5 separate regions of the Mus musculus genome follow, and all the other regions are linked to region 2. A link is a loop called in an ENCODE intact Hi-C map of the cell type or tissue named here. Cell type or tissue: heart. All regions are shown on one strand.

What was found. Peaks named below come from ENCODE experiments on the same cell type or tissue, not always from the same donor. Only the 100,000 strongest peaks of a DNase experiment are listed, where the experiment ranks them.
Region 1: it touches region 2 in a loop (2.4-fold over the local background); 10 of 42 quality-filtered maps call a loop at or near these places.
Region 3: a loop joins it to region 2, with 8 times the contacts of the local background. A loop is called at or near these places in 4 of 42 quality-filtered maps.
Region 4: a loop joins it to region 2, with 2.9 times the contacts of the local background. A loop is called at or near these places in 10 of 42 quality-filtered maps.
Region 5: a loop joins it to region 2, with 2.4 times the contacts of the local background. A loop is called at or near these places in 6 of 42 quality-filtered maps.

The regions. Positions count from the first base shown.
Region 1 is chr16:18,515,717-18,520,716 of GRCm38, forward strand. All of the region lies in intron 2 of Gnb1l (guanine nucleotide binding protein (G protein), beta polypeptide 1-like), which reads left to right. Among named protein-coding and RNA genes, the nearest start is that of Gnb1l, 20 kb to the left of the region's middle. In heart, a CTCF peak has its summit at 2,613; no DNase peak of the experiment used is centred here.
Region 2 is chr16:18,441,728-18,446,727 of GRCm38, forward strand. Txnrd2 (thioredoxin reductase 2) reads left to right here. Exons shown (of 18, transcript NM_013711.3): 7 at 21-83; 8 at 1,477-1,547. Among named protein-coding and RNA genes, the nearest start is that of Comt, 18 kb to the left of the region's middle. In heart, no CTCF peak of the experiment used is centred here; a DNase peak (open chromatin) is centred at 1,924; H3K27me3 peaks cover 56 bases.
Region 3 is chr16:18,675,660-18,680,659 of GRCm38, forward strand. No RefSeq gene overlaps it. Among named protein-coding and RNA genes, the nearest start is that of Gm41429, 19 kb to the right of the region's middle. In heart, CTCF peaks have their summits at 2,821 (motif pointing left) and 3,654 (motif pointing right); no DNase peak of the experiment used is centred here.
Region 4 is chr16:18,496,650-18,501,649 of GRCm38, forward strand. It overlaps Gnb1l (guanine nucleotide binding protein (G protein), beta polypeptide 1-like), which reads left to right and starts at 2,064. Exons shown (of 8, transcript NM_001081682.2): 1 at 2,064-2,202; 2 at 2,397-2,491. In heart, no CTCF peak of the experiment used is centred here; a DNase peak (open chromatin) is centred at 2,142; H3K4me3 peaks cover 2,293 bases; H3K27ac peaks cover 1,823 bases.
Region 5 is chr16:18,796,041-18,801,040 of GRCm38, forward strand. Cdc45 (cell division cycle 45) reads right to left here. Exons shown (of 19, transcript NM_001358206.1): 8 at 2,636-2,697; 9 at 1,309-1,359. Gm52240 (a long non-coding RNA gene) reads left to right here. Exons shown (of 3, transcript XR_003951899.1): 2 at 879-952; 3 at 1,254-1,588. Among named protein-coding and RNA genes, the nearest start is that of Gm52240, 2.6 kb to the left of the region's middle. In heart, a CTCF peak has its summit at 2,989; a DNase peak (open chromatin) is centred at 3,012.

The DNA of each region.
Region 1 (5,000 bases), 74 kb after region 2:
TTTCTTTCTTTCTTTCTTTCTTTCTTTCTTTCTTTCTTTCTTTCTTTCTTTCTTTCTTTCTTCCTTCCTTCCTTCCTTCCTTCCTTCCTTCCTTCCTTCCTCTTCCTTCCTTCCTTTCTTTTTTTTTTTTTTTTTTTTTGGTTTTTTTGAGACAGGGTTTCTCTGTGTAGTCCTGACTGTCCTGGAACTCACTTTGTAGACCAGGCTGGCCTGGAACTCAGAAATCCGCCTGCCTCTGCCTCCTGAGTGCTGGGATTAAAGGCGTGCGCCACCTCCGCCTGGCCTGAACATTTCTTAAAAATCACAGCTACAGTGTACTTACATATAATAAATAAATAAATCTTTTAAAAAAAATCATGGGTGAATAATGAATTTTCCCAGTTTCTGTCAGCTAGTATGACTTGGCAATTTTTTTCAGTGTTTTGTGTTTAGTATCAATTTGCTTTTGAATATTGAATCAGTTTCCAACTCCTGGGATAAACTGTAGGATAGTAGCATATATTCTTTTGTAATGATGGATTCTTTGCTGATTTTTTTTAGGACTTTTTATTGTTGTTGTTTTATTTTGTTTTTGGTTTTTTTTTGAGATGGGGTCTGACTAGGTGTGTTTGGCTAGCCCAGAATTTGCTATGTAGACCAGGCATGAAGAATATTGGTTTGTGTTTTAGGGAAATAATTTAAAGCTGCTATTATTATTAATCATTACTAACATTACCATTAATATTATTTATTGTTAGTTTTGGTTTTTGGAAGACATTGTACAGAACTAGTGTTATGTCTTCCTCTATTTGGTAAGCTGTGTCAGATGGTCACAGTGAGCTGGATTACTGTGTATATTTTGTTTTTGCAAGGATTTAAGCAGAACATGTAGCACAAAGCACAGCAGGGAGAGTGTTTGCCCTGCTTGCAATAGGCCCTGGGTCTTAACCCTCAGTACTACAAAACAAAACAGAGCTTAGAGTGCAGCCACTCAAGGAGTGGCTGCAGCTCTTAGGTGCCCTTCTCTAAGCTGTGCTTTTTATGGGGTAGAAGTGTGGTTTATAGTGTCATGTTTTCAGTGTTCTGCTGTCTAAAGCATAAGCCCTTTTGGTCTATGTTTAATTTATTCCTTCTCTGTTTTTAGCACTGTTGACCAGGAAGAGTTGCCCATCTTACTTAGTCTCCACATCCAGTTCTGTGGTTCCTCCCTGCTTGTGCTCTTCTTCATTTATTTCCTCTCTAATCCTATTACTTCTTTCTCCTGCTGTTTAGTTTTATACTGACTTTTTCTGGCTTTCTAAATTGGAAGCTTAGTTACTACTTTTGAGTTGAAGACTATGGATGGCTTCTTCCCCTATATCTCTCTGAGGCAGGGTCTTACTATGTTCTTAGGGTAGGTTGGAACTCACTTTATAGTTTATCCTCCAGCTTACATGATCCTTCTGCATCAGCCTCCCATGTACTGAGATTATAGATATGTATTACCATGCCTGGCTTGAAGACTTTTCTTAGATTATTAATTTTGTATATGTATTTAGGCCTGTGCATGCCATGGTGCACACATGGTCAGAGGACAGACAGCTCATGGCAGTCAGCTCTCTCCTTCCACCGTATGGGTCCCAGGGATGGAACTCAGGTTCTCAGGTTTGGTGGCTAGTTCCCTTAACTGCAAAGTCGTCATGCTGGTCCTCATCTTCTCTTCTAATGCTATCTTTTTTTTGTTTTGTTTTGTTTTTTTGTTTTTCGAGACAGGGTTTCTCTGTGTAGCCTTGGCTGTCCTGGAACTCACTCTGTAGACCAGGCTGGCCTCGAACTCAGAAATCTTCCTGCCTCTGCTTCCTGAGTGCTGGGATTAAAGGCCTAATGCTATCTTTTAATGCTTTAAATTTTCCTCTAGAAGACATGTTGACAAGATAGTCGGTTTGCCTTTTACTCATTCTCTCCACAAAGAAGGCAGTAGGGAAGTGACTGAGCATCCGAGTAGAAACAACAGGACCCCTGGGGGACACAAACCCATTAACCACAGAGAGGAGAGGGCTGTATTCTGCTTCTCCCATTCAGATCAAGGCAACCTTCTGCTTACAAGGAGACCTCAGAGTCCCTGTTGTCTCTGTAGACAGACTTTCACGGTCCTCACAGAACCTGAGATATTCAGAGAGTGGTCTGGGGTTCATAGGCCTGTCATGCGATAGTTAAGAGCTCATGTTTTTACACCCCCACCTCCGCCCAAACACACACACTATGCCTAAGTATCTATGGTCATCTGGACTCTGAACCTACCTGTGCAGTGCATCCCACCCTAGAAAACAGCAGATGTTCTGTGTCTGTTCTTGGGGACCTGCCATTATTCCATCATACTCAGGATCAACTGCACCACCGTAGCCCCAGCTTCTGAAAATATCCACCTAGCAGAAGTGTCCAGACTCTGGCTTCTAAACTGATATGGCACCAGGGAACAGAGTGGAAACTGACATATAACCACAAGCCTGAAATGCCTGTGAACACTTGTGCATGTCTTGATAGCCAACCAAGTAGCAGCCTCACTCTGCCCCTATGAGCCAGCTCCTTAGCTGCCAACCCACAGTGCCCCCAAGTACACAAACTCAGGCTGACAGCCCCACCCACTGGAGAGCCTGCCACACAGCCACCAGTCAGTGGCTCTGCAGTCTGCCAAGCAACAGCAGACTTATCCCTGGCAAAGCTGTACCACACAGCTGCATCACAGACACCCACAAGCTAGATCATTAACACAAACAAGTATATCACCAGTGAACATCACAGCTGAAGAAACTGCACTATTGTGTCCACTTGAAATTTAACTTAGTAATATGCTAGACTGACAGAGTACCTTCCATCTACAGGAAAAAGTCTCTCTCTGTGAGGAAAAGAAACCCTCTTTAAAGTTTTAAGAGGTAGTCTCTCTACTTGCTTCTTGTGTAAAGTCATAGGATGAAAGCGAAGGACTAGGAAAAGATACTTAACGCAGATAGAAATAAAAGCCTGTGAAAAAATGAAGATGGTTGTATAATGATAAAAAGATTCAGTTCATCTATTGATAGTGCATGCATCCAATACAGCACTACTCAAATACATAAAGCAAATGTGGCCATGTCTAAAGGGAGAGAGAGAATCTTACACAGTGTATTAGTCAGGGTTCTCTAGAGTCACAGAACTTATGGACAGTCTCTAGATAGTAAAGGAATTTATTGATGACTTACAGTCGGCAGCCCAATTCCCAACAATGGTTCAGTCGCAGCTGTGAATGGAAGTCCAAGGATCTAGCAGTTACTCAGTCTCACGCAGCAAGCAGGCGAAGGAGCAAGAGCAAGAGCTAGACTCCCTTCTTCCAATGTCCTTATTTTGTCTCCAGTAGAAGGTGTAGCCCAGATTAAAGGTGTGTTCCACCACACCTTTAATCCCAGATGAAAGGCGTAGCCCAGATTAAAGGTGTGTTCCTTAAACTCGGAGATTCAATCTTCTGGAATCCATAGCCACTATGGCTCAAGATCTTCAAACCAAGATCCAGATAAGGATCTCCAAGCCTCCAGATAAGGGTCACTGGTGAGCCTTCCAATTCCGGATTGTAGTTCATTCCAAATATTGTCAAGTTGACAACCAGGAATAGCCACTACACACAGTAATAGCTGGGATGTCAGCTTCCCAGGAGACAGATTCCGCAGGCACAAACAATGTAATGGCAGAATTAAACTATAGAATAGACCAAACAGCTTGGCACACACAGAACGTTCCCCGCAGCCTCTGTAGAGTGCATTCTCTCCTCAGTGTATGCAACTCACCAGTGTAAGCCATGTAGCAGGCCACAAAACAATCTCAATGAATTTTTAGAAATCAAAATTATTTCTTTTCTGGTCACAAAACTAGAAACCAACAAGAGGAGCTGTGGAAATTATAGAAGTAAGTGAAAATTAGACAATATGGGTTCATGAAGAAATTAAAAGGGGAATATAGAAAATTTCTTGAGATATATGAAAATAGAAATATGGGGTCTGGAGAGATGGCTCAATGGTTAAGAGCACTGACTGCTCTCCCAGAGGTCCTGAGTTCAATTCCCAGTAACCACATGGTGGCTCACAACCATCTGTAATGGGGATCTGATGCCCTCTTCTGGTGTGTCTAAGACAGTACGGTGTATTCATATAAAATAAGTAAATAAATAAATATTTAGAAAAAAAAGAAAAAGAAAATATACTGCCAGGCAGTGATGGCTCACACCTTTAATTGCAGCACTTGAGAGGCAGAGACAGGCAGATATCTGTGAGTTCTCTGTGAGTTCGGGGTCTACAGAATGAGTTCCAGGACAGCCAGGGCAACACAGAAAAATCCTGTCTCAGAAAAAATAAAGAAACAAACAACAAAAAGAACAACAAAAAACCCCAAAAAACAGTATTCAAAAAAATATGTGGGGCACAGCAAAAGGAGTTTTAAGATGTTTGCCACCACAAATACCTACATCCACAAGGTGCAAAGGTTTCAAATAAGCATTGCATGACTGTGTGGCTTAGGAACTAGGAAAGTAGGAACTAACCAAGAGATGGCGGTTCAGCTGCTGACCCAAAAGCAAGCCCCAGAACCTGTTAGAAAACACAGTAACAAAACCAAGAACACAGATGCAGTGGTGAGTTTGTAATGTCAGCATGCCTATGGTGAGATGGGAGATGGAGACAGGAAACCTGCTTAGGAAAGTGAAGGGCGGCTCTCTGGTATTCATCAAAGCAACAGAAACAAGAGAGACCTTGTCTCAATGGGATAGAAGATGCAGGCAAATGCTGTCCCCTGCCCCTGACATGTGAACTGTGGCACACATGTGCATACATGTGTACACATACATCAATCAATCAATCAATCTATTTATCCTTAAAAGAACTAATCAGCCCGCTTGGAAACAGAAGCAGGTGGATCTCTACATTCGAGGTCAGCCTGATCTACATAGGAAGTTCCAGCCAGCCAGCGATTCATAATAAGGCCCTGTTTCACAACAATACAGAGAGAACTAATGAGTC
Region 2 (5,000 bases):
GGTTCTCTGTTTATCCTCAGACTCTGCTTTCAGCTGAGCACATTGTCATTGCTACAGGAGGACGGCCAAGGTACCCCACACAAGTGAGTGGCTTGCTGTGTCCCTCATTCCTCTTGCTTCTCCAGGCCTCCCTGAATCTACACCACATGGCAGTGGCTCAGGGCCACTCCACACCGCAGGCTCCTGAGGCCTGTGTCCTCTCTCCTTCTTCCTCAGTGTTTAGTTCTGTGTTGTCCGGGCTGCTTCCGATCACCTGGGATTCATGTCTGTCCACTTCAGCCTCCAGAGTTAGCTTTGACTGAAATGTGTGGCGGGCATCACACCTGGCCTCTGTTCCTTCCACCAAGCCTCCATTGCCACGGCCTTTTCTAACTTCAGAACTCCAGGGCCTCCATCCAGGACTTCAGTCTTGCTCTTCATCCACCCTGGCCACCCAGCTCCTTAAAAGTTTGAATGAAATTCACTTAGCAGAAATTCCCTTTAGGAGGGAGGCACAGTGGTTTAATACATTCAGTGCGTCTTCCACTTCCCTCCATCTCTAGGTCCTTTGCAGAATTCCAGGCTGATTCTTTACGACAGCTCCCCTGGTTTCTGATTCTAGGTGCCTCATACCAATGCATATGACATATGTGCTTTGTGTTGGTTAATCTCACCAGCAGAATGTGCTCCCTATACCTGCATGTATCAGATTCTTCTTTTAAAAGACTGAGTAATATTCCATTTTATGCGTTAGTGCCTTTTGTTAATCCGCCTGCCCCTCGGTGAATGCCTTTGTTGCTTCCTCTTTGTGGCTCTCATGAATCACGATGTGCTGTGAGCACCCGTGTTTTTCTGGAGTTCGTTTTAACTTCTTCTGGGTATTTATGAAGAATGGAACTAGGTCACTAGTTCACTTGGCTTAACCTTTGAGAGACACTAGTTTGTTTTCCAAAGAGGCTACACCATATTTACTCCCTGTAGCTGAAGCTGGAGTCACTTTCTGATTTCTTCACATACCTCAGGTTTTTTGGTAAAAGCAGAATATTTCAAGTAACTCATGTTGGTGACTCCCCACTGGGATCTTCTCATTGCTATGGTGACTTCTCTGAGCTGGTTTTATGAGGCATTTCTTTTTTGTTATGTATGGTCACTTATTGTCGGCTAAGGTCTGCAGAGGTTTCCTTTGAAAACCAGGAACCATGAAATCTCTGCATGCCTGTGGGAGCCTTCCCTCCATACTGTATGCTGCATGACTGTCTTGGAGGATGAGGCTGCCACTCCTGCTTTCCCAGGAAGGGGTGCATGCTTGGGAAAGAGCCCAGGGCATAATGTGCACCTCCCATCCCCAAAGAGACACAACCTGAAGATATCCAACCATGAAACTTCCCCTCATGGATTGAGAGAACCCCAGAACCTGCAGAATGGGGTTGCTTTTTCAGAAACCCCAGGGGCATGCCAATGGTGATCTTATCACATGAGTCTTCTCTTCCTCCATAGGTCAAAGGAGCCCTGGAATATGGAATCACAAGTGACGACATCTTCTGGCTGAAGGAGTCCCCTGGGAAAACGTAAGGCCTGGGGTATGTTGTGCTGGTGGATATGCTTTCTTCTCCTACTGGAGCCAAAAGGTCGTTCTCTTAAAGAAGGAAAAACCTTTGTACCCCCATGTCCCATGACTATCTCGAAGGTGATAACATGAGTGTTACAGATAGAGTCAGCTGTTCATGATACAGGGCAGTGGCTGTCAGCAGTATCCCCTGTACCCTGGTATAGAAGATCATCTCCTCTCCTCTCTGCTTTTTGCATCGAGCATGCCCCAAGTTACGGCCAGGTGTGGCGGTGAGAACACATGTGCTAAATGTGCCGGCCTGCCCAGAGCTCCATCTATTCTTGGATACTGGATGCAGCCAACACCCTTATTGTGCAGACGTCCTGCTTGCAGGGACCAGAGTGGCCACGAGAGGGCGGCAGAGGCTTGCTTGATAGCTGTTCAATGCCTTGTGCACTTTCAAGCAAACACTAGTGGGAAACAGTAGCCCAGTGGTGGGCTGGCATATGCACTTGAGTGTGTGCATGTGCACATATGTATGCTTGTAAATATGTGTGTATGTGTAGGTGTAAATGGTGTGTATGTTGGAGAGTGGACACAGGTGTGGATTTAATGTGTATGTATTCACCGGATTTATTTCAGAGAGTGCAGATCTCCAATTTCTGTGTGTTGGAGCTGTAAGACACTGCCCCTGCATCCATGGCACTTGGGATTGAACCTATGGCCTCACTAATGTTAGGCAGGCACCTTGTCTTGGAATCTATATTCCCAGCTCCAAGCTCCTTTGTTGTGTTGTTGTTGTTGTTGTCTTGAGACAGGATCTCTGTGTAGTCCTAGCTGTCCTGGAGTTTGCTATGCAAACCATACTGACCTCAAATTCACAGAGCTCCTCCTGCCTCTGTCTCCACCTGCCATCTGTTCTAAGATGAAAGGTGTGAGCCTTTCATCATGCCTAGCTGTCAAGATCCTTAAAACAGGGCTGGAGAGACTGCTCTGCAAAAGAGCACCGGCTGCTCTTCCAAAGGTCCTGAGTCCAAGTCCCAGCAACCACATGGTGGCTCACAACCATCTGTAATGAGATTCGATGCCCTCTTCTGGTGTGTCTGAAGACAGCTACAAGTGTATTCATATGAATAAAATAAAATAAATAAAAAGACCCTTAAAAACAAACAAAACCAACCAAAAACATCCAAAAGAAAACCAAAAACTTATTATTGCATATAGCTCTATCCATGGTGTATGTGTGTGCGTGCATGTGCGCGTGCGTGTATGCCACAGTGCATTTTCAGACGTCAGAGGATAGGTGGAGTTTGATTGTCTCCTACCTTTGTATGGATTCTGTGGGCTGAGCTCAGGTCTCCAGGTTTGCACAGCTAATGCTTTTGCTCTTGCACTGGGCCAGCTCATCTGGCCCACACTGTTTGTTTATCTGTTTAGTGTGGGGCTGTGCATGTGGAGGCCAGAGGACCACTTACAGGAGTCAGTATTCTTCTTCCACGCTATGGGTTCAGAGGTCAAGACCGGGTTGTTGTGCTGGTTGTTGGCATCTTTACCTGCTGAGCCATGTCATTGGCCCAGCTCCTTTCTTTTGAGACAGGAGCTCATGTAGCTTAGACTGGCTTTGAACTCACAGTGAAGACAAAGATGACCTTGAACTTCTGACCCTTCTGTCTGTACCAACTGGCTTCTGGGATTGCAGGCACGCTCCATCATGCTTGGCTTCTTTTTCCTTAAAAACAACAACAACAAAACATTTTTTTTTTCAAGATTTATTTATTTATTATATGTAAGTACACTGTAGCTGTCTTCAGACACTCCAGAAGAGGGCGTCAGATCATGTTACAGATGGTTGTGAGCCACCATGTGGTTGCTGGGATTTGAACTTCGGACCTTCGGAAGAGCGGTCGGGTGCTCTTACCCACTGAGCCATTTCACCAGCCCCCAACAAAACATTTTTAATTGCTTTATTTATGTATACATAGCGCACATACACATACATTTATGGTATGACACACGTGTACAAGTTAGAGAACAACTTCAAAAATCAGTTCTGTCCTTCCACCAGGTGGGTTCTGGGATAGAACTTGGCCTGGGAGCATGTGCCTTTACTTGTGGGCCAGCTGCCTGGCCCTTCCTTCGTTTTTTTTACAGCTGACACATAACACACCAGCATCTCACACTTTATCTACTCATCCATGGACAGGCAGTGTGAACTGCATTGCTGTGAAGTGGGTACACTGATGTCTACCTGACTCCTGCTCTCCACTCTCTTGAGCATGGCAGTGGAATTGTTGGCCTGGAAGGGAATTATGCTCTTCAGACTTCCTTCAGTAGTTCAGTACTGTGTTCCCATGGGTGGTGTTCTCACTGGTGGGGTTCCCACTGGTGGTACACCAGGGCCCATGTTGCTGCACCCTCACATTTGAAGAACAGTGATATTAGTTTATATACACCTACTGAGGAAGTCTCTCCTAGAAGCAGAAAAGTGGAGTCCAAGGGTCTTTGCTGACAAGCTGGTTGTTGCCTGTCCCCTATGCTCTGCTGCAGGCTTCCCCCTTATTCCCATAACATGGGCATTGACAGCATTTTTTTTTAAAGACACAGAATGGAATGTCCCTCTTCTCATTGCCGATGTGTGACTATCACTGTTGCCCGTATCCCTCCTCACACTGAGACTGAGTTCTCACTGACGCATGATGACTTCCACTGGATCACTAGACTGTGCTTTGCCTTGTCTGTTTGTCTGTCCATTTGTTTGTTTGTTTGTTTGTTTTTCGAGACAGGGTTTCTCTGTGCAGCTCTTGTTGTCCTGGAACTCACTCTGTAGACCAGGCTGTTCTCTGTCTTCTGAGTGCTAGGATTAAAAGTGTGTGACACCACTACCCAACTTGTGATTTGCCTTTTGTAAAAAGATTATTTATCTGTATGAGTGTTTTGTCTATCTGTCTGTCTGTGTGTGTACTACATAGTGCCTGGTACCCATGGAGGTCAGAAGAGGGCATCAGACCCCCTGGAACTGGAGTTATGGGTGATTGATTATAAGCCACTCTGTGGGTGCTGGGAATCCAACCCAAGTCCCCTGCAAGAGCAACAAGTACTCTAAAGAACTGAGCCATCTCCCCAGCCCCTGCTTTTTGTCTTCTGACTTTTATGGATATTTATGCATTTACTTAGGGTGTTTGTTTGTTTGTTTGTTTGTTTTTGGGGTTTTTTTTTTTTGAGACAGGGTTTCTCTGTGTAGCCCTGGCTGTCCTTGAACTCACTCTGTAGACCAGGCTGGCCTTGAACTCAGAATTCCGCCTGCCTCTGCCTCCCAAGTGCTGGGATTAAAGGCATGCGCCACCACTGCACGGCCGACTTAGGGTTTTTTTTTTTAATTACTTTTATTTTTTTAGAGTCCAGTCGTTGCCCCTTTCCCAGTTTTTGTCTGTCTGTTTGTTGTTGTTTGTTTTAGACAGCCTCACAATGGAGT
Region 3 (5,000 bases), 230 kb after region 2:
CCTTTTGTTTATTTATTATTGAGAGAGACAGATGCAGAGACAGACACCGAGGTGTGTACTTTATGTGCACGTAGAGAGGCCAGAGGACAACTTTCAGAAGCTAGTTCTCGTCTTCCTTTGCAGATGTGGGGTTTGAACTCACATTGTCAGACTTGCATAGTTTCAACATGTGTGCATATAGTTGGCCCTCATATACACAGTTCTGCATTGAGATTTATAGGACTGTTTCTATACTGAACCTTGCAGACATTTTCCTGCTGTTCCATTAACAATCCAGCCACTGTAGACACACAGTGTCAGTTGTTCTAAGTGGGAAAAAAAGGGTCCAAAGACACCAGAGGGTAGATGTGGAGGTTTCTCTGCAAACACTGTCATTTCAAAGAAAGTGCAACATCTGTGGGGTTGGGTATTTTCAAGGAGTCCTGACTCAACTGTTGAGAAAAATCTTGATATCACACAAAGGAATACACAAACCAAGCAAAAATAATTTGGCAAAGCAAATTACTTTTTTCCAGAAAGGATGCCCCATTATCCAAACCAGGTTAGCGAATATACCTGCCAAAATGACCTCTGTCTTTTATCCCTGACATATCTCATCTCACTCATGGGAGGTTGATTCCATAAGCTAATAAGATTGGATACTTGGCACAAAAGGAAAGGAACATAGGTTCAGGAAATAGGGGCCCCTGTTGGGCTAACCAGCTTTGATAGAAAAAAAATCATTTCTCACTCCAGTCCCCAGAGGATAGCAAGGACTGACTGTGTGTGCCCATGAGCCACTACCATAGTCAAGGTCAAAACACAGTTATTGGGGCTGGTGAGATGGCTCAGTGGGTAAAAGCACTGCCTGCTCTTCTGAAGGTCCTGAGTTCAAATCCTAGCAACCACATGGTGGCTCACAACCATCCGTAATGAGATCTGACGCCCTCTTCTGACACATCTGAATATAGCTACAGTGTACTTATGTATAATAATAAATAAATATTAAAAAAACCAGTTATCACTTCAAATACTTCTTTCTGCTCCATTAAAAAATTGTAAGTGTGTATGTATGCATGTATGTGTGCATGTGTGTGCATATGTGTGAGTGTATGTATGTGTATGTGTGTATGAGTGTCTGTATATATGTGTATGTGTGTGTGTATGTGTATTTGTGTGTGTATGTGTGTTTCTGGTACTGCAACTTCAAAGTAAAGTCCAGATTCCCAGAGTCTCCATTTATACCCCATAGGAGAGCCCCCACATTTATTGGGGTAAGGTAACTCAACCGTGGCTTCTGATGACTACTTCCTCGCTGGAGTGGCTTCTTGCCACAAGACTCACTCTGACCTCTCTGACATTTCTCACCCCAGAAACAGGGCATATCAAGTTGTAATGTCAGTCTTAAAAATACATGTATGTGTGTGCACATGTGTATGAACGTGTGGGAATGCACATGCAAGTGTATGTGTGGGTGCAAGTGGAGGACAGAGATCAACCTTTGGTACTGTCCTCAGGAGATCTACTGCTTTTGAGACAGAGTATCTTGCCAGTAAGTTCAGGGATTCTGCTCCTGTCCCTGCCCTAACGCTCCTTTATAGATGTGTGTCCCCACGCCTGGCTTTTTACTTTGGTTTGGAGTCATTCAAACTCAAGTCTGCATGCTCATAAGGTAAGCACCTTCTGTACTACTCTACTTTCCCAGCTTCTAGTCTGGGTCTTGGTACCATAATGAAGCACTCACAGAAAAAAATTACATATATACATATTTAGCAGACTCAATGGATACAAATGTTTTCTGTGCAAGCATGGAGACTCAAGTTTGAGCTCTGTAACCCACAGTGTAAAGAGAAAACCAGATCTTGAAAGTTGGCTCCTTCAGTACAGGGGAACGCCAGGGTCAAGAAGTGGGAGTGGGTGGGTAGGGGAGTGGGGGGGGGGGTTATGGGGGACTTTTGGGATAGCACTGGAAATGTAAATGAAGAAAATACCTAATAAAAATTAAAAAAAAAAGAAAGTTGGCTTCTATGCCATACAAGGTACTTTGGCATCGCACACATGTGTCCATACTCATATAAACACAACAATAATAAATAAATTCTTTTGGTTTTGTTTTTTGAGTCAGGGTTTTTCTGTGTAACAGAACCTTGGCTATTCTGGATTCACTTTGTAGGCCAAGCTGGCCTCAAACTCACAGAGATCTGCTGCCTCTGCCTTGACCAGTTCTGGATTTAAGGAGTGCTCGCTCCACCATGCCTGGACCGACGTCAAAAGAGGCTAATGTAGCTCACCACTAGGAGGCTGAACGTCTACACAGCACGATTCTGGGCCTGGTGAGAGCCTCCCTGCCACATTACATCCCGGAGCAGCATGTGGAAGGTGAAATCACTGGGCTGACTGGGCTCACTCGAGAACTGTATTGATTCAGGGGGTTAATAGTTTCTATTTAGTGGTTGAATTTTTTGTTCCACATCTCCACATTGGGAATCAAGTTGTCAACATGTAACTTTTTAGAGGACAGACCACACCCAAACCACAGCAGCGAATGAGTCTGGTCTCCCCACAGCTTTCTAGGACAGCATACTGCCCTGTTTGTAGAGTTGACAGCCTCCTGGTGCTCACAGTAGAGGGTTTGGGTTACCTCTTAAAGCTTCCGAAGGGTAGGCACCTGGGTGTTCCCGGGACCATTAGTTGGACAGATGGAGGGGTCTGTGGTGTTACCTGAATTAGAGGTCTTTTGTGATGTTAAAGTCTCTCCCTCCTGGCCCTTTGGTTTGACAAATGTTTCTTGGCTATTTTTGTCTATGATCGGTAGCAAGCAGTGCCCCCTGGTGGCAGAGCCTAGTTGCCAAGCAGGCTTGGGCACGCCCCAAGGCCGCTTTCAGAGAAGACTGGAGTGCAAGAGTCTAGCGACCTTCAGTTTCAGACACCCATAGCTCAAAAATTCCTGTAACTAACGATGCATAAATTTTCAAAAATTATATCATGTTGTGGGCTGGAGCTCAGTGGGTAAGAGCACGTGCTGCACTCGAAGGACCAGAGTTCAGTTCCCAGACCCACACCTGGCAAGATGTACTTCGTTGGGAAGTGGTGTGAGGCTCTAAGTCCCAGCTGCCTGGGCTACATAGGACTTTATCCAAACAAACAAACAAACAAACAAACAACACAAACGAAGGAAAGGAAGACAGGGTTCTCAGCATCTGGAATCCTATTGAGGGGCTCAGATCAAGAAAGATCCATGACTGGCTGACAGACGAGACAGATAACGACAACAACAAACTTCTGGAATAGTCCTTACCCACCTGACCTGATAGAAGGGTCACAGTGTTGATATTTTCTTCCTGACTTTTACTTCTTTATTCAGTGGATAAAACTAATCTGCTCAAGACACTATCACCCAGACAGACAAACTCTAAGACTGAGTGAAGGTCCCCTGTATGTTCTCCTCAGAGAGATCTTATAGGAAAAGCCAGCTTGGTCTATGTAGTGATTTCCAGGACAGCCAAAGTTACAGAGTGAGACCCTGTCTCAAAAATCAAAAGGAGAGATAGATAGATAGGTAGGTAGGTAGATAAGCAGATAAATAGATATTTTCATGTCACGTGTATGAGTGTTTTGCCTGAGTGTTTTGGGATATATGTACTTATGTACACCATAGATGCAGTGCCTGCAGAGGCCAAAAGAGGGCGTCAGATCCCCAGAATGCAGTTACAAAAGTCGTGAACTTCCCAAAGAAGTACACCCTGCCAGGTGTTGCACAGAGAACATGGGGGTGTATTTTCAGCCAGATGAGCCTGCTGATGAGATCACAGGCTTGGTCACAGGTTTGTAGGCTTTTGGGACACAGGGACGGATGGCTGGAGCTATAGCTCGGTAGTAGAGCACTTACCTATAGGATTCAACTCAATTATCATCCAATTAAAATTTTTTTAAACTGCTTTATTTTTAGACAGATATCATCATGTAGCCCAAGTATACCTTAAGTTCATGGCAATCCTCCCTCCTTGGCCTTCCAAGTGTTGGGATTACAGGTGTGTGCTACCATGCCTGGCTCAGAATTATTGTGTTTGGGAGATGGTACGCATGTGCCTGCACCTGCACACAGAGACTGGAAAAAGATGCTGTGTGTCTTTCTCTGACACTTTCCACTTTGTTTGTTTTGTTTGTTTGTTTGTTTGATTGGTTGGTTGGTTGGTTGGTTGGTATGTCTCTCACTTAGCCTGAAGCTTGCTGTTTTGACTAGGTTGACTGATCATCAAGCTTCCACGATCCAAGAAAATCTCATGGGGTCCTGCCCTGGTTTATTTGGGTGCCGGGGATTTGAACTCATGTCCTCTTGCTTTCACAGCAAGCACCATGAAACCCGTGGAGTCACCTCTCCAACCCCATGTGAATTTTTACTCAATAATTTTATGTATTTGTGATGCAACGTGATGCTTCCACACACAATTACCCCCATCAGATGAGGGTAGCCAGCACCTTCAACTCCTCAAACGATTATCATCTTCTTGTGTTGGGAACATTCAAGAACCCTTTCTACTATACCATTCAAATGACTTGCTGCTGTCAACCATAGTTTCCCTTCTGTGCTGTATAAGAAAGCAGAAGTTATTCACTCATGAACTCTTGATCTCCTGAAACAATGAGATCATTGTGGGGTGTGTCTGTCTGTCTCTGTGTGTGTGTGTGTTCTGTGACAAAATACTTAAGAGGACCAGTTTAAAGGTTTGTTTTGACTTGTAGCTTCTGAGGTCCCAGTCCATGTTCATTTGACCCTGTTGCTCTGTGCCTGCATCAAAGCAGAGTGTCACAGCAGGATGTATAATGAAGGAAGCCATTCACTTCATGGTCCAGAAGCAAAGAGAGAGGAGAGGCCAGCCTCCCAGTATCTCCTCAAAAGGCATGCCCCAAAGCCCTAAGGTCCTCCAACTAGGCCCCACCTCCAAAAGGTTCCACCATCTCCCAATTCCTCAGCAACAGATCCTGAAGGGACATTTTACATTCATGCTGCAGTACGTTGT
Region 4 (5,000 bases), 55 kb after region 2:
TATGCCTCAAGATCTCCATATCAAGATCCAGATCAGAAACTTCTATCTCCCAGCCTCCAGATTAGGGTCACTGGTGAGCCTTCCAATTCTGAATTGTAGTTCATTCCAGATATAGTCAAGTTGACAACCAGGAATAGCCACTACAGGTGGTTTTGATACAGATGCCTGAGTATATAGACCAAGCTGGTCTGGAATTCATAGAAATCCACTTGCTTCTGCCTCCTGAGTTCTGGATTAAAGACTGGCTTAAAACAATGTTTATGCCGGGCGTGGTGGCGCACGCCTTTAATCCCAGCACTCGGGAGGCAGAGGCAGGCTCATTTCTGAGTTCGAGGCCAGCCTGGTCTACAAAGTGAGGTCCAGGACAGCCAGGGCTATACAGAGAAACCCTGTCTCGAAAAACAAAACAAAACAAAAAAAAAAACCAATGTTTATTTTTATATGGATGAGTGCTTCTGCATGCATGTAATATGTGAGCTCTGTATGTGCTTAGTGACCGGAAACTAGAAAAAAATCATACATTGGAAGTGGAGTTATGGATATTTGTGAGCCACAGTGTAGGTGCTGGCAAACAGACTGAGGTTCTACGCAGGAGCCGTCAGTGCCTTCTCTCCAGTCTCTCAGTCAGCACTTAAAAAGAAGGCAATTCAGGTACATACTACAGCATGGATGAACCCTGAAAATATATGAAATTAAATACATTCACAAATGGACATTTCATGAGCACCAATTACATGGGGTACACAGTCAAATTCAGACTGCAAATGGTGGGAGCTCAGGGTTTGGAGACGAGGAGTCAGTGCTTAATGGATAGTTTCTAGTGTGATGAAATAGTTTTGGATATGGTGGCAATAGTTGCACAGCCTCGAGAATACATTTATTAATATTACTACTGAACTGTATGCTTTACAATGGTTACTATGTTAACTTTTGTCGTGGACATTTGAGGTGATGCCCTAAAATAAAACCCAAAAGGTGGCCGGGCGTGGCGCACACCTTTAATCCCAGCATTTGGGAGGCAGAGGCAGGTGGATTTCTGAGTTCGAGGGCAGCCTGGTCTAAAAAGTGAGTTCCAGGACAACCAAGGCTACACAGAGAAACCCTGTCTCGAAAAACCAAAAAAAAAAAAAAAAAACAAGAAAACCCCCAAAAGGCAGTTTGGAAAAAGGCCGACAGTTGGGTAGTCTTTTGCACAAGCCTGCTGTTCACTATTAACTGGCTAAAGCTGCTTGGGCCTGAGGGTGATTGGAATTCACAGAAACAACCCTTCCCTTAAGGGAGGAAGTTTAAATTATCAGGTCAATTAGAAAAGATACAACTGAAAAAAAAAAAAAAAAAGCTAAGTTTCATTCACACTTCAAGGAGGTGTTTCCTGGCTGGGTGCCACTTTTATTGCTTTTGGCCCGAGCTACTGAAAGGCCCACAGACCCTTGGAAGGTACAATGTGATCTTTGATTCCCCTTTCAAGGATCAAAGCCAGTGCGTTTGGGTGTAAATGCAGATAACATTTCAGAGATCTTTCATGAAAGGAGTCATCAGAGCAGGGAAAACAGGGAGGTGGTGTGTCATGTGTGTGCTTGCTTTCAGATGGGATGCAGCAAAGCCTTCTGTTCGTGGTCCAAGACCCATCTAAACACATGTCCTGGTTGTGGGATGGATGACACTACAAGAACACAGAGGAGCTACAGGGACAAGCCATGCATATGCATGTGAGGGGCACACAGGCTCATTTCCTGGCCTCTCTAAAGTGACAGTGCTGCGTAGCGCGCTAGCTTGCTTGCCTGTAGCTGCTAGGCATTGAAGAGGAGGGACAAAACACACACAAAAAGACAGACACTTGCCACTCAGAGAGAAATACTCCCCAGGCCCGAAGGCTCAGCAGCCACTCAGTACCGGAGGCCTGATGACGCCCTTAGCCTTTAGACCCAAGCCGGCTCTGGGTAGTCCTCCAGGACTCACAACGCATGAGAACCGCCCCCTGCCTGCTCCAGTGGGACCCAGGACCACCCAGCACCTGCGCACCGGGCCTCTCCACTTAGTACGGTGCGCGCGCTCCCATCAGCCTCCGCGCTGGCGCGCTGGCGCGGTGTGACCCTCTGCGAGATGGAGGCCTCGCTGTTTACGGCGCAGGCGCGGTGGGCCGAACGTGCGCGCGCAGCCCCGCGGGAAGGCTAACTTGGGGCGTGCGGAGCGCCAGAGCCGGTACGTCGGGGGTGGCCGCGCACGCCGAGGGGGCGTGGCCGACGAGGTGGCAGCAAGACCCTCGGGTCCGGTTGCGTTAGGCTCGGATCTTCGCGGCGGGGTCTGTGTGGAGGCGTGAGGTGGGGAGCCGGCGTAGGGGCCCTGTCTTGAAGAGTCCCGTCCCCGCTCACCTGATCTCGCTCTTCCCTTTGCAGGTGGCGGTGGGATCCTGCCCTCGGAAGAAGCCCCTCTGCCTGGTGTTCTCCAGCGGAGCCTCTGATCCTGGCGGCCCCTCCTGGCGCAGTCCTAGGTAGGTGGACTTAGTTGTCCCGGAGCTTAAGAGCTGAATGTCCTGCATGGCGTTTCTGGCGGGCGGGCGGTGCAGGTAGTCTGTCCTCCACTCACATGGTGGCTTTGGGCATGTTCTGTTCCCGGGTCTCCTGGGTCTCGGGAGCAGAGAACTTCGGAGGAAGAGTACCGTGCGCCGCGGCCCTGCGTCTTCTTCTAGATTGTTGTCCAGCCCGGGAAAAGGAACGAAATTACCTAGTGCCAGGCAGGGAAGGCGGAGAGAAGCGAGAGAATTCAACAGACAGGCATGCTGAGGGCATGAGACCTCAGCATGGGATGGATGATCATGAAGCTCAAAAAGCTAGTGACTATCTCAGTAAGGAAGCAGCAGAAGTTGACTGCTCGCGCAGGGGTAGGGGCTCTTTTCCTAGGTTGTCAGGGGCACTCAGGTAGGCAGATAAAATCTAAGGTTCGAAGTTGGGGCAAGAGGTCTTGGTGGCACATGGGCTCTGGGCATGCAACATGGTGTTTGTGGGCAGCCTAACTTTGGGGAGTGGGGCCTGGCTTGTGGGAATTACTCACTGAGAGACTGGGTCTGGCTGATAATTATGGTGGGAATCCCAGGTCAAGGGCTGGGCTTTCAGGTGTGAGTCAAGGGTCTACCAGAGATGTTCTGAAATGCTTGGGTGGTAGAAGTAGGTACTGGGGGTGCTGACAGCTGAGTGTTACAAGCCAGTTGGGAGGTGCTGGTGAAAGATGAACCTTGCTATGCCTTTTTGGAGAAACTGACTCTGGATTTGGGGTAAACACATGGAAAGCCAGGTGTGAAGGCATGTGCAGAACTTGGTGCTCCTAGGAGAGAGTTGCGGAGAATTGGGCTAGGTGTATAGGGATGAAGAGAGTTGAGAGGAGCTCTCCAAGTGGTGGGCTTCCCTCCCTAGAGAGATTGGAGCAGAGTGTGAGAGTCCAGGTGGGTTCCTTGTCCTCCTTCCTTGCCTGGCCTCTGGTGACCATAGCTTGGAATACAGATAGATCCAACCACAGAAGGCACTTTCCAGGCTCAGCCTGTGTGCTGGAGGTCACAGGAGGAGGCCTCCAAGTGGAATCAGAATTTCACTTGTGGAGGTGAGGGTGCTTGGCTATTGACTGGGATGAAGACGAGGGACAGGTGCTCAGGATTGGGTAGCTTTGCCTGCAGGTGGTCTCTCTGGAAATGCTGGGAGCAGGAGGAGACAGATAAGCAAGACAGTTTTGTAATGCCTCTGTCTGCCAGGTGTGCCTGGTGCTGTGTGTGCAGGGGTGTTTTGGTGTGCTCTGTTCTTATTAGTTTACAGTGCTGAGGCAGCCAGAGCCCACTCACTCCACTCTGAAGTAGTAGAAGGGTAGTCCGTAACCTTCAAAGTGATCTGTGGCTAAGCTCGTCTCTGCAGCCAGGTTCTGTTCCTCTACTATCATTTACTAGTTGGTGTGTGACTGCATACACATCACTTTGCCGTTCTTCTTGCCAATGATAATAGTACCCAATTTGTGGGTGGTGTGTGGTCAGCATTCAGTACAAATGGGACAAATGACAGTTGCTGCTGTCATTGCCCCAAAATTCCCTGATGTTCTGATCTGGATTGACAACATCTGTCATTACACCTTGGAAGTTGTAGGCAGCATTTGTCTTATTTCCAAACTCCAGGGCCAGCCTCTGGTCCCTCCCCCAATTCAGAGCAGTTAGTCGGGTCCCTTAGGGTTTTCTGCCCGCTGCCTCCTCCTGCCAGTCAGAGGTGATGGTTGAGCCTGGTCCCTGCTCTTCCTTACCTTGTTTTTGGACAGATTTCCTTGGATGATGGCCTGCATCTGACAGTCCCTCGACTCTCACTGCCTCAGCTCCCCTGGTCCTCGACATTTACCTGGAATGGCATTCTGCCACACCCTGCCCAGCTGCTTCTTGGCCTATTGTGCTGTGCCTGCCTCTTCTGTCCACACCAGGTCTTCTATGGGCCCGTCCTTCCTTCGCTCCTGGCAGGCTTCGTGGCAGGTACCATTGGCAGAGCCCTGGCAACCCTGTCCAGATGGCAGCCAGTTTCACCAACGCACATCCTTGGCAGCAGACGATGGGACTTCACGACATGATCCCTTGGCGGATTCCTGGTCTGAGAGGCCCTCCTGTGGGAACCCCACATGTGTATGCATCACCGTGGAGTGGAACAGTGGAATTAATGACTCTGCTGCCAGTAAGCCTGCAGAAAGGAGCCCTCCAGCTGGATGCATACCAGACCCTTGGCCACTCAGGACAGACTTCCACTGGGTTCCTGGCTCCAACCTGGAACCTTCGATGGCTCTCCACGACTACTAGACTGCTTTTTTGGCTCAGCTGGGTGATTGTATGTCTTCCACTGTGAACACTATTAGGACAATCTCAGCTCTGTCTGTGAGAACCTCAGTTGACTGATAGGCCTGGCTTGGGCCTGGCTCGCTCCCTACCGAAATAGGTACCTTGCCTGGCGATTATGAACTCTTCTGCCAGGATCTCGAAGAAGTTA
Region 5 (5,000 bases), 350 kb after region 2:
TTGGGCAGGGTGCTCTCTGGCCAGGCTATGCCCCATCTTTAGGTACTGAGATACCCTTGGAAAACAGCACCCAGGGGGCTAGCCAGGTGTCTAGCCCACACAGTCAATTAGACCCTGGAACAATAATCCACATACGGAGTCCAGACTAGCACACATAATGCCAGCAAGTGCAGATGGGGTAGGCAGGTCCTGCTCCAGGTCTCAGTGGGCCACCAACTGGGATGGTAACAAGAAGGTCTACCCTGAGGCCAAGAGCAGGATATGTCCCCCATGTTACATGTACTGTCATTTCTAGATTTTATGTCACCTATATGCCTGTCCCATGCCATCTTTTTAAACAATAAATTTATTTTTTTTAAATTTGTTTGTGTTCATGTGTGGGTGGGTGCCTGGAGGTCAGAAGGTATCAGAACCCTTGTAGCTGGACTTATGGGAGGTTGTAAGCCTTTCAACACGGGTGCTGAACTAAGAACTGAACTCGAGTCCTCCATAAGAGCACAGTCGCTCTTGCTCCTAAACTAAACTATCTCACCCACACCCCCATCCATTCAGAGAAGGGTCTGAGGCCCAGCAAGGCTGGAGGCTGAATCAATGTGGCGATCCAGGCAACAGAAGTCTGACCAGAGCTTGAGTTTTGAGTTTTTAAACTTCTGACCACGCAGAGGGCCTAATACATTGTGGGGCCTTCTGCAGACGCACAAGGACTGAGGTGAAAAGTGGAAGGCAGTGAGTAGGGACCCTCCTGTGGGCTCAGGCCTGGCCTTTTCACTCTCTTACAAGTCCTACTTGATAACCACAAGACGTTGGACCGTGTCCCAGTCCCAAGCGAGACAATGAGAGACTCTGTTTGCCTGTTCAAAGCTCTGCCTCCTTCCCAGTTCACAGAGTCCACAGAAGGGGAGCCTGCCACACTCACAGAGGATCCGAGACTCTGCGCCTTGCCAACCCTCTTGTAAGTCTCTTGTTTTGTGAACAAACTCACCCCCCTGACAGGAGCCCTAGGCCTTCTTCTCTTCCCTTCCTTCCTTCCCTACCTGCATCCATCTCTCCCCTAACCTCCAGTGTGCACAGGCTACATCTTAGTACCTGTCTCTAGGCCACAGCTGCTGCTGGCTCCACCCAGGGGACTTCTCAGGCTGTAAGGAGGCCAAGCTAGGCCATAAGCAAAGGTCCTAAGGCCAAGAGCCCAGGTAAGAAGAGCCACCCTCCTCCTTCTCACTGATACTGCTTCCCATGTCCTTGTGCTGACTCAGGGGCTGCCACATGCACAGAGCACAGAGCTACCCTCAAACGGAGGCCATCACTTACTGAGTGATCTTGTCATGCACCCACTGGTCTGTCAGTCCAACAATGGCCCACCTGGAAGGAAAGCAGATGATGCGGTAAAGCTACAAGGTGCCTGGACTCGGTAAGTTATGTGTCCTGGAGCCAAGTGACTTGATGGACAGTCCAGGAGTGTCCTGTTAGCATGGCCCCAAAACTCACTGTGCCCTGCCACCAATTTGTGAATAATTATCTTGGGCTTCTTTTCTACTGTAATTTTGAAATGTTGACATTTGCGCCTTCCATCTTTAAAAAAATGGGGAAATCTTAGGGAAAGTTTTCCCTGAGATACTGGAAGAAACACAAGGTCAGTCTTCCAGCTCTAGGTCAAAGCTTGGGTGGACATAAACTATACTTAGGTCAGAGAGAAGCCACCAGTGTAAACAAGTGACCTAAAGGACTCATCACAAGTTAGACAAGAAAGCACAAGGGAATCCATCCAGTAAAGAAAGCATCCTATTAAAGGTACACTGCACACACCCAGGACCAGGCCTCCGTGATTCCTGTTAAGACCGGTCGCTATTGGATCTAGGAGGAAACCAATTTAGCTTGAATACCAAAGCAACTAATTATTTAGCACTAACCAACCTGGCTGGGAGCAGTTGTTTCCGCAAGTGGCCAGTTAGGAATAAGTACAGGCATAGCATAGGAATAAGAGCTGAGTGGGGCCAAAAGATGGGCATCTTTACACCTGGACAATGGCAGGGCAAAGTCCTAACCTGTCCGGATTCTCTGCAGCCCAATGTAATGGTGATCAGACCTGAAGGACCTTGGTGTACTGCTTGCAGAGAAAACGAGGACCACAAGGGGCCAAGGAGGCAGAGCCAAGCCAGAATTACATGGTTCTCATTTATAAAGACCAGATCCTCTTTCAAAATCAATCAAGTTGACAGTGACTGGGAGGCTCACTGGTCTGTGTGCTCAAGGCCCTGGTTACAGTCTGACAGGGAAATTGCAGAAAGGGACAATTCTGAGTTGGATTGTACCAGTGCCAGGGCTGCAAGAATGCCGACCAAGGTCGATCTCACTCAAACCTCCACTTACTGTACCTGCTGGGCATGAGGCTAAGTAAGCATCAAGAGTGCAGAGACAGGAGCTGACCTGGAGCCCCACTGTCCTCAATGACCGTCCCCCAGCCTCATACTTAACCCTTGGAAAACGAGGCTTATAAGTCATCCCAGAGAGGGGCTGCACCTAACATTCCTCATGGAAACACTGGACTGTCCATGTGACAGTGACTTTAGCTGGTGGCAGGACTCCCAAGATGCTTTAGCAGGATTTCCATGTTTGTGTGTGTATGTGCGCTACATACCACAGCATGTCATTCAGGTCCTTGGACATCATCCACGCCAGGTCAAACATCACCATGGCCGACTGCAAGGAAAACAAAAAAGCCTGAAGCCAAAAGCAACTAAGTTACAGAAGGGGCCACACAGTGGGGACAGTGGGACGGCTCCAAGCCAAGGAGCCCAGTGAAGTCCTGCAGATCAGGGTATTCAAGCTATTCAGCATGTGAGAAAAAAAGTCCCCATCAGAGTGAGGGAAAGATGACAGAGTAATTCCGCTGACCCCAAACATCAGTCTCTGCTATCTAATGTCATCTGCATCTTTGTGTTTAATCATGTAGCACATGAAGGATGGAAACAAAGTGCCACCCAGTGGGAAGCCCAGGCATAGCACTGTGCAAGGAAGGCTGCACATCTCAGGCGATGCTCAAAGCTATCATGAAAACAGGTCAGGAGGCCCTGTGGCCTGACTGTCCACCCTACATCCATATTCTTCCTGCATGGAGGCAGCCTCAGACCCAGATGAGGAAGGGCTCTGGTTCTGGTCACATGGATAGAGTGGGAGGTCTGAGTTTGGTGAGAGACTGTGAAGACAGTGGGTGTCTGACCAGCAGACTTAGCATGAGATGCGGATTTCCTCCAGGGAGAAAATTTTCAAGGGATCTGGAGAAGTCAGGTGTCATTTCTGAGAGAGTATTAGTTCCCTCTCTATCCACTGCAAGGGCTGAGCAGAGAACCAAAGGATGGTAAACCTTCAACTATAAACGAGACATAGGAAATATACTACCAAGAGTCCAAGATCTAAGGGCCAAAGCTGAAGACTAACTACAGTGTTTTTACTGAAACAAATTTGATTTGTACTGAGCTACATCACTTTTGCATTATCATAAACAATCAGACAAAAATCCTACATCAAATTAATGTGTTAAGAACCATATATCTAAGCCAAGCATGGTGGTGCACACCTTTAATCCCAGCACTCGGGAGGCGGAGGCAGAGGCAGGCAGATTTCTGAGTTCGAGGCTAGCCTGGTCTACAAAGTGAGTTCCAAGACAGCCAGGGCTACACAGAGAAGAAACACCATCTCAAAAAACCAACCCCCTCCCCCAAAAAAAGAACCATATATCTTCTACAGCTACTGAAGGCCCTAAATCCTGGCCAGTGTTAACAGAGCCAGGTGCTACTGTAATCCCATAGTTTAATCTTCTTGCACAGAGATTAATACATATTTATTTATTTGTTACTTAGAGAGTGTCACATTATGTAGCCCTGGATGGCCTTGAACTCGCTAGGTAGACCAGTCAGGCCTTAAACTCAGAGATCTTCCTGCTTTTGCCTCCCAAATGCTGGAATTAAAGGTGTGTGCCACTGTATTGGCTAGTTTTATGTCAAGTTGACACAAGCTGAAATCATCAGAGAGGAGGGAACCTCAAATAAGAAAATGCTTCCATAAGTTTAGGTTGTAAGCAAGCCTATAGGGCATTTTCTTAATTAGTGATTGATGGGGAAGGCCCCGCCCATAGTGGGTGGTGCCATCTCTGGTCTAGCAGTCCTGGGCTTTACAAGAAAGCAGGTTGAACAAACCAGGAGGAGGAAGCCAGTAAGCAGCATTCCTCCACATCCTCTGCATCAGCCCCAGCCTACAGGGTCCTGCCCTGGTTTGAGCTTTTACCCTGACTTCACTCAGAGAGGGATCATTACCTGGAAGTGGAAGCTGAAAATAAACCCTCTCCTCCCAACGATGCTTTCTTTGGTCATAGTGTTTCATCACAGCATTAGTAATCCAACCAAAACAGCCACCACACCCAGCCTAATCAGTCTTTTTAAAGATTTGCTTTATTTTATGTGTGAGCGCTTTGCCTGAATGTGTCTGTGCACCATGTATGTGCCTGGTACCTACAGGTCAGAGGAAGGGGCAGATACTCTGGACCTGAATCCATGGACGGCTATGAGCTAGGATGTAGGTGCTGGGAAACAAATCTGCCTTCTCTGAGCTGCTCTTAACGACATTTTGATGATGAACAAAAGGGTAGCTGCTACACAGCCTGAGGGGCTACCCTGACAACTGCCTCTGAAAGGAGCACCTGTGCCCTTGACCTAGGATGGGTTTACCTAACACTGCAGAAACAAGACAAAACAAGCAGCATTCAATACATCTAATTCACCCAACATTCTAGCTTAGCTGCACTGTGGAGCATGTTTGGTTTCTCTGGATCTCCTGGCTGACTAGATACTTTAGACCACTATGGTTGTGAAGCAGACAGTAGTCCAGAGAAGCTCAAATGTGAAGCACCTAGAAGCACTCTTGTCTCTCTCTCTCCGAGACAGGATGTCTCTGTTTAGCTCGGGCTATCAGGGAAGTCACTCTATAGGACAGGCTGGCCTCACGCT